Linked DNA regions of Homo sapiens: region 1 is linked to region 2. Evidence: read pairs that join two places in POLR2A ChIA-PET (ENCODE). Cell type or tissue: CD4-positive, alpha-beta T cell. All regions are shown on one strand. Links, peaks and the distances in the headings refer to the core of each region. The heading gives the core; the rest is flanking DNA. Region 1 overlaps RASGRF2 (Ras protein specific guanine nucleotide releasing factor 2). Region 2 overlaps RASGRF2 (Ras protein specific guanine nucleotide releasing factor 2).

Region 1 (4,406 bases), core at 323-4,322, 84 kb before region 2:
ACTTGTAAGTGCTTGGAAGATAAATGGAACAGTTATGGAAAACCAGTACCTTGAGCAGATGAAGCTTCCCTCCTGAACTTCTTGTACATATTAAAAAGTGTTTTGTAAATAAGAAGCATTGTCTCTCTCCTTCCTTTTTCAAAGACAACGAACCCAGGCGAACTTTACTAAGTTTCCCCCTCTCAACGGAAGGTACTTGAATAAGAGAACCTGGTGATTACAAAAATGAAGAATACACAGCAATTAAAATTCTGTCAAGTGAGGACCATGTCCACGGCAATAAACACTAAGGTCTGTTTCCCAAAATACCAGGGATTGATTTATGTGACACATCATCAGAACAAGTAACTCTCTTCCAGTCTGAGCAGAAGAAACAATGCATTGTATTTTAAGGGCTGAACTGTTCCTAATATTTTTGTGAAACACTTTAGACTTGATTCTTCATCTATAAACTGGAAAATAAGTTTGAAAGATGGCAAAATTGAATTCAAAGAATGAAGCACTTCTGCCATCTGTCCTTAGTGATCTGATCCAATCAATTTATGTATTTAATAATAACATACATATTGCATAATTATATAGAATAATATGATAACAAAAAGCAAATGCAATGTATTCTTCCTGAAGCACAGAATGTAGATAAATAGCATATTAATACAGTTTACCTTGTATTTTAAAAATAGAATGTACAATACATGTATATTATAAAAATATATAAATTATATAATTCAGTGAAATTTAGCTAAGAACTATTTTTAAAGGACACCTATTTCAAGTTACATTTAAATTATGTGAGATAAAAATTATTTGTGGAATCTAAACAGAAAATAATCCACATAAAATCTATACCCAGTATACTCCTAGGAGCAAAACTACCTTCCATTTAATGTGGGAAGCTATACACAGACTTTATAATACCAACATTACCTTTGATTATTTCTAGATTTCACCCTCATAGCAACCTCCCCCTACCCCAAAAATAAAATTCCAATCTAAGTTAAATATCAAACCAAAAAGTACTAACAAAGATTCTTGCCAACCTCTTGATTCTGACTTCTGAAGTGCCCTGAGATAGTCAAATTTCTTACATTTATTTAACCTACCACCTACCCCAAATGCAGCCTTCTGCAGGCTCATATTACCCTCAGAAGAATCATTAAGTGCATATCCAACCCTTGAACATTAACAACAGTCATCACTAAGAGATGAGATTGTAGACAACCTTATTTTCCTCTTCATACATTTTTCTAGCTTCTTGATTTTTTTAATGAGCACAAACTACTTCAATAAGCAGAAAAAGACCACTAAAGTTCTCCATATAAATAATATATATATGTAAGTTGGTAAAACTATGATTGTGAGTCACAAAATGTTCATATTAACATATGAATGTTGCAAATTGCATCTACTTTTTAACAGAAATTGAAAGGTGTACAGGGTGGCAAGAGACCCAAGTTTCCACGCCTGGATCTCACACTGTCTATTTTGGTGAGTGCTGCAGTGGGATGCTTGACAGACACAGAGTAGGCAGCTATTCTGGGCCTAAAGAATAGCAAGGAAGAAGTCCTGGGTGAGGGTGTGGGATTGGGGAACAATGGGCCAGGAGACGGCTTGACTCCCACGAAGGGATGGGCAAGAGGAGAGTGAATGAAGGAGGTGAGGTGGGTGGGAGCAAACTGGCTGGCAGCCCAGGCAGCAAGGAATGACATAGAGTACTGGAGGCAGGGGAAAGCAGGAGGCAGAAGTTAGGGAAGTCTATGAGCAAGTCATAGCAGCAGAAGGATGGGCTCATAGGGCTCAGGATGCAATCAAAGCCAGAGGCCTTGCAGAGGACATGGTTTAATGCCTCCCATTTCACAGATGGGGAAACTGAGGTCTGAGGCCAAGTAGCTCGCCTAAGGTCATGCCTAAGTGAGAAGGGAGTGATGTAGCCAGGGGATTCAGCCACATAAAATATAAGACTCAGAAAGAAGACAGATGGGAAGAGAGTAAGTTCTAGCTCTGCCATGGGGGCCATGAGCCATCAGGCCCATGACTTAGGGCTGAGTGAAAGACTGAGGCTTGGACAAATAATCTTGGTGGACAAATAGCTCTGGGAGTCATTTTCAGAAAGGCTATAAGCAAGCTGTGAAAACTCAATAATAATGTGTTCGTTAGTAAATGCTTCTAGCAATTTAGTGATTTTCTATGTCAGAAATTATAGAATACATAAAAATAAATACAATTTAGAAAGAAATTACAGAATACGCTGTTAGCTCATATATTAGCAATTACTGTGAATTTCAGCTGTGAGACAAAAAAAATAAATGTTTCCTTGGCAACCATACACTAATATGCTTAATCTATAATTGTTTACCTTATATCCAAGTAGAAGGGAGACATAGGAGACTGTGTACATTAGGTACATACAGAAATGTATACATCTGAATTAAAAGTGAGAAATTGCAACACTATGGTTTGTGAAATAATCATATTTGGAAAAAGCATTTTAAGAGGATTTTTTCACATTTTCTCTTGCATTTGACATGATGTTTCAATACAGCTATGAGATATGAAGAAAGGATTCCTCGCTAGCTAATACAAATTAGAGAAATACTTAGTATTCATTTAGTAATTCATCAGATCATTGCTATAGCATGATTCTTTGCATCCTGGTCATCGGTCTCTCTAATAATTGGGGTCAACTTCCAACAAAATTTCTGTTAATTCAATCACTTCATTCCCACAGAATGGCATTCAAGACTATGCCCCTTATTCTTAATTCTACTGAGTAATGAAAAAGAATGAAGAACCATTTCCAGCTTATTGGGTTAGGCATTTGAGAAGATATAACTGTCTCTAGACCCAAAGTTAAAATTTCAGAGAACACTGGTACATTGAAAGCGCATGACTTAGAGTCTAGGAATGATTAAAATACCAGAAAGGTCCATGTCTTATTCTCAAGGCACTTAGTCCTGTATTCAGTCACCTATATTTCATTTTCCTGACTTACATTTCCACAAAACACTGTTCACAATGCATAATAGATTTTGTACAAAATGTCAGCTTAGAGTGCCTTTATCTTCTACTAAATATTCATACATATTTCATGTTATTGAAAATAGGAAGTCATTCCAAAATTTGGATCTTGGCTTTTAAAGTTTATCATAATCTTGCAGGTACTAGTCTAGGTGCTTTTGTGAGCATTAGCTCATTTTTACAACAATCCTAAAAGATAGCTACTACTATTAACTCCAATTTAAGGAGAAGAAACTGAGGCATAGAGAAGTTAAGTAAATTGCCCAATATCACACAGCAAGGAAGTAGGGGAGACAGGATTTGACCTCCAGTGATGCAGCTAGACTGTTTTCCTATCATTGCCTCAGACACTCACACATTTATTCAACAAACTATTAATAGATTTTAGAAAACAATGATAATATCAGACCATTTCTATAATATAGTCTTCTGTATCCTATCCAACAGACTAATAATGGGAAACCATTTACAATAAAACTTTCATTATTTCAATCACTAAATCCTCATCAAAAAACATTCAAGAGTTGCTGATGCCTTTATTCTGAGGTGATCTTTCAGATGATCTGGATGACGTATTTTTCTAGTTCTTATGAATAAAAATTCACATAAGGTGGAAACTACATGCACACATGCACGCATGCACACACACACACACGCACATAGAAATAGACCACATATCATCCCTAAAAGTAATTAACACAAATATTAGTACACCTTTAGAGATAAATTGTAGACCATTTCATAGAAAATAAGAATCCCTCTAAATTTTTTTAAAATAATAATTTTTGAAAACGCCTCAATGGGTCTTAAAGTCGTTAAGGGTGCTATGTAAAAGTGATAATAGGAGTAACCAAAGCAAAACAATGCAAACTTTCCAAATTGTCTGTGATTGTATTACTTCCTAATTTCAGATTGAGGTCTGAATTTTAGAAACCAACTTTACTGTATAACTCTTAAACAACTAACCAAACCACACATGCAGAAAAATACTGCTAAAAGGCAAATCATTATATTGACATCAACATGATAATAATATCAGAAATATTCATAGCTGACAGAAGTGCCTTAAACATGTGGTACATAACAAGGAATTAATAACATATGGGCATGAATAAAGGGAGAAATTGTTCATGATTGTTTTCTCTCCAATTGCAGTGAAAAAAAATGACATTCAGTATTTGACCTTCCAGCATTTTTCATTATTGAATGTTTTTTCAAGCTCAGACCTAAAAAAGTTTACGTTTTTTAGCAATATAGTATGTTTGTGGGTTATAATACTTCCCAATCAAAAATCCTTTAAGAAATTGTACATTATAGAAACTTTCGTCTCCATTCTCACATACTATCAAGCACAAGTCAATTAGTAGACATTTTCAGGAAACTCCAAT
Region 2 (4,406 bases), core at 195-4,194:
CCCAGGGGTAGTAGTGGACTCCCACTGGTCTGCCACACTCTGTTGTGAGTCTCTGTTGTGAAAGCTATCTATGTGGCAAAGCCAACCAGATCATGAGTCCAAAACCCAGGACTCTGACTTGAAGTTCTACTTGCTGAGACAATCAACCACAAAAGGATGGATCACACGGAAAGGAAGAAATAGATGGGCTGGAGCCTGTATAGATAAGAAGTATGTCCAGAAAATAAATTTCCAAAAAATCATCAAGTCTACAAAATTCTATTCTGCCCTTGAATTTTATAATGGTTCTAGATGCCACCCTAGCCATTTCTGTTCTCATTTCTAATATTAAATCAGCAGCCTAAGAGACAGGAGGTGCTACAAAAGGGAGAGGAAGGAGGGAGGGAAGAAGAGAAGGAAGAGGGGAGGAATCCATTTTATCCATTATTTTATCAACCATCTTATTTTTGAAAGTGTCATGCTGGTATGTATTTTATAGACACACATATACTGATCTTAAGAAGATTACAGTTTAGCTGAAAAGCTAAATTAGGCACTCATAAAGCAATTAAATAACATTATAAGATTAAGTAACAGTGCAAGATGTGTCAAAGTGCTAAAATAAGCTGTATGAAAACTGAAACCAGCCAGGCACGGTGGCTCATGCCTGTAATCCCAGCACTTTGGGAGGCTGAAGCAGGTGGATCACTGGAGGTCACGAGTTTGAGACCAGCCTGACCAACAGGGTGAAACCTCGTCTCTATTAAAAATACAAAAATTAGCCGGGCGTGGTGACACATGCCTGTAATCCCAGCTACTGGGGAGGCTGAGGCAGGAGAATTGCTTGAACCCGGGAGGAGGAGGTTGCAGTGAGCCGAGATTGTGCCACTGCACTCCAGCCTGGGCGAAGAAGCGAGACTCTGTCTCAAAAAAAAAAAAAAAAAAAAAAAAAAAAAGGAAAGAAAGAAAGAAAAAGAAAACTGAAACCATCATCATCCACTTTTTCCAATTACTACACATTTGAGATAGCTGGTTCTGTAAATCAGACGAGACAGTGCAATTTTGGCCTATCAGAAAGTGTTTACCATAGATGAAGACAATAAATACTATTGCTGGATGGTCCTGGGAAGCTGAGGGTATTGGAACCCTTCCATAACTGCCATGGCCAAGGGATGAGGATGCTTCCATTGCTTTTCCTGTTCACGTCTCTCTCTTCAGTTCACCCCCTCCCAAATGAGAAGCTGCATCGGATCTGCTTGCTCAGCATTTTGCATTTACTAGGTGACTCCTCCATGGATGAGGTCACTCCTTTGAAGAACAATACATGGTTATCCTTCTGTCTCAGTTGCACCTGCGATTAGGTGAGCAAGTCAAGCAGTTATCGTGGAGGGGCAGCTGATCTGAATAGTTCACTTTCCTCGTCCTAAATCAGCCTTCAATATTTACCATAAATGCAAGGACCACCCTGAGAAAGTTGAGTTTGTTGGCGTGAATTTTTCTTAATGGAAAAAAGAAAGCGAGGGAGTATATGGCCAACTAACCCTCACCATGAAGGAAAAAATGACATCCCGGGGCAGCTGACAATAGGGCTCTCTAAACACTTGGTGCCAGTGTGGAGGTGTTCTGGCCTCAAGGCAGCTCCAGGGAGAGGGTCCCTGGGAAAGAATGAACCCCTTCCTCAGGGCAGAAGAGCCTGCTTCACTGCACAGAGTGGTCTCTCAGGAGCTAGAAAAGTTAATGAAGTTGCTGAGCTTGAAAACCAGAAAGTAGGCAAAAAGAAAAACAAGTTCAACCTTCCTCCAACACAGGAAATAATTTGAAACCACAATCAGAAACTTTTTGAGCATTATGAAAGTGTAGAGGCCAAGGGAAAACTCCTCCCCTTCACCTTCTGCAGGTTTCCTGAAAGCTACACCCCCTCCCGAATGAGAAGCCACATCTAACAAAAGGAAGGTTAACAGGAGAAGAGGCATATACACATTTATAAATGTGTACGGAGGCAGGCGGATCACACAGTGATTACTCCACCACGCAATGAGGTACAGATGGTTAATGGTTATATACCCTTCTGAGGAGAAAGGGAGATGGGGAAGTGAGGCTTATTTTAGGGGGTTAGTAAACCATTTTTAGGAGAATGCCATGGACTCGAGGAACATACAATGGCCTGGGACAATGTCTCGTGGGCCCGCAGAACAGACAATGGTTTGTGACAAGTCTATAAAAGTGTGTTGATGGACTTGGAATCTTTCTTTCTGAGACATGTGTTCAGTTAATGAAAACTCAGGAAAGTGACCAGAAGTAATTGTTTTCTTCTTCAGCAGGTCTGGACTTTAGGCAGATAAGGGAACTTCAGAGAACAATTTTATCCTGTGCTTTGGGGCAGACGGAGAAGTGGGGAAAGGGGGATCCGAGAGGTCTCAAGGCTCCTTCCTCGGTTCAGCATGTCAAAGCACCATAGTTCGGGGCATCAGCTTCTGAACCCCAGCAAAGGGAATAAGCATTTTGATGGCTTCTAAATCACCAAAACACAGGAGGAAGAAGTGGGTTAGCTGCTCTGGGGTATGGAACTATTAGATTCTGACACACTTACAGCCTTATCTCTGCCTACTACATATGAAGCTTTCTACTGACTATTCTAGAAGGTAACATACTTTCAGAAACACCTTTGCACTTTCAAAACTATCATGGCTTTACCAAAACCACTTAACTCAAAAGACTTTTCACTTTCAAAGGTCCTTCAACCAAAGTTAGAAGCATATTAAGTGAAATCAAGACCAGTCTGAAGGGCAATCAAAACAGGATCCCCATAGAAAACTGTGCATTGAGCATGACTACAGCCCAATAAACAACTAAACAACCTAAAGGGGCAAATTCGACAGGAAATACACCGAAATATTAAAGTAGATGTCCTTGGGTAATACAAATTTGAGTAAGGTTGGTTCTATAGCCATACAATTTTTAAAGATTTATTTTTATTAAAAACACAAAACTTAATTAAATAAATAAATATTAAAGTCCAAGTTGTTTGAAATATTTCCCTTCATATCTTGAAAGCCTTTCAATCTCACTCAGGAAAACGTTTGAACTTGGAACATTTGAACTTGGAAGCGACCTTAAAGATTGTCCGATAAAACTACTTCATTCTACAGCTGAGGAAACAGAGTGAACTTCCAAACACATGGCCAGTCAGGCGCTGACCTGGAACTCTAATCAGCAATTCCTACCTCTGACTTAATGCCCTCTCTATCACAGACAGAGCCCACCTCACCAAGGAATACTCCCCTTCAATCTTCCAGATAGAAAGGAAAAAAAGTACTGCAAAATATGTCTCTCCACTCTTCAGTATGTACCCAAAAGAAATAAAATATATGTCTACTCAAAAATGTCTACACGAATGTTCACAGCAGCACTATTCATAGAAGTCAAATAGCAGAAACTACCCAAAAGTCCATCAGCTGAGGAATGGATAAACAAAATGTGGTATATCCATACAATGGGATTTTTTTTCTCCATGAAAAGGAGTGAAATACAAATATGCTACAATATGAATAAATCTTAAAAACACTGACTGATATGGTTTGGCTGTGCCCCCCACCCAAATCGTATCTTGAATTGCAGTTCCCATAATCCCCATGTGTTGTGGGTAGAACCTGGTGGGAGGTAATGGAATCATGGGAGCCATTACCCTCAAGCTGTCCTCGTGATAGTGAGTGCGTTCTCACGAGATCCGACGGTTTTATAAGGGGCTTTTCCCCACCTTCGCTCGCATTTCTTCTTCCTGCCAGCATGAAGAAGGACATGTTTGCTTCCCCTTCCGCCATGATTGTCGGTTTCCTGAGGCCTCCCCAGCCATGGTGAACTGTGAGTCAACTAAACCTCTTTCCCTTCTAAATTGCCCAGTCTCAGGTATGTCTTTATTAGCAGCGTGGGAATAGAATAATACACTAATGTTAAATGAAACCAGACACAAAGGACGGTATAATGTATGATTCCACTTACATGAAATGTCCAGAATAGGCAAATCTATACAGAACAAGTACGTTAGGGGTTGCCTAGGACTGGGGGTAGGTTTGGAAAATTAGGAGATGATGGCTAAGGGCTGAGGGGTTTCTTTTTTGAGGTAATGAAAATGTTTGGAAATTCAGTATGGTGACAGGTGCAGCTGAAAACAAATGCTAATATCAACGTGTACTGCACTCTGTTCCAAGCAAAGAACAATACTGATAACGTCACATTGAGGAAAGAACAATCAGCTACATAGATTATCATTTCAATCAGGGCATCTGTACCTTTTCCATATTTGCTGCACTGCATTTGGTTGTGTTACCTAAGTTTGGATTCTTGCCTCTATCTGCCAAAATGATAAATTCTCCAGAGCCATTTCAACTGATGGAATGACCACCTTAAATTGCTGTGTATACCACCTC

Evidence for each region. ChIA-PET counts read pairs that join two places held together with the same protein. Peaks named below come from ENCODE experiments on the same cell type or tissue, not always from the same donor. Only the 100,000 strongest peaks of a DNase experiment are listed, where the experiment ranks them.
Region 1: POLR2A ChIA-PET joins it to region 2 with 5 read pairs; 6 of 35 experiments call an interaction of 5 or more read pairs at or near these places.

The regions. Positions count from the first base shown.
Region 1 is chr5:81,088,605-81,093,010 of GRCh38, reverse strand. RASGRF2 (Ras protein specific guanine nucleotide releasing factor 2) reads right to left here. Exons shown (of 27, transcript NM_006909.3): 10 at 50-210. Among named protein-coding and RNA genes, the nearest start is that of RASGRF2-AS1, 130 kb to the right of the region's middle. In CD4-positive, alpha-beta T cell, for the core only: no CTCF peak of the experiment used is centred there; no DNase peak of the experiment used is centred there.
Region 2 is chr5:81,004,669-81,009,074 of GRCh38, reverse strand. All of the region lies in intron 1 of RASGRF2 (Ras protein specific guanine nucleotide releasing factor 2), which reads right to left. Among named protein-coding and RNA genes, the nearest start is that of RASGRF2-AS1, 46 kb to the right of the region's middle. In CD4-positive, alpha-beta T cell, for the core only: no CTCF peak of the experiment used is centred there; DNase peaks (open chromatin) are centred at 1,274 and 1,874; H3K4me3 peaks cover 2,561 bases; H3K27ac peaks cover 3,745 bases.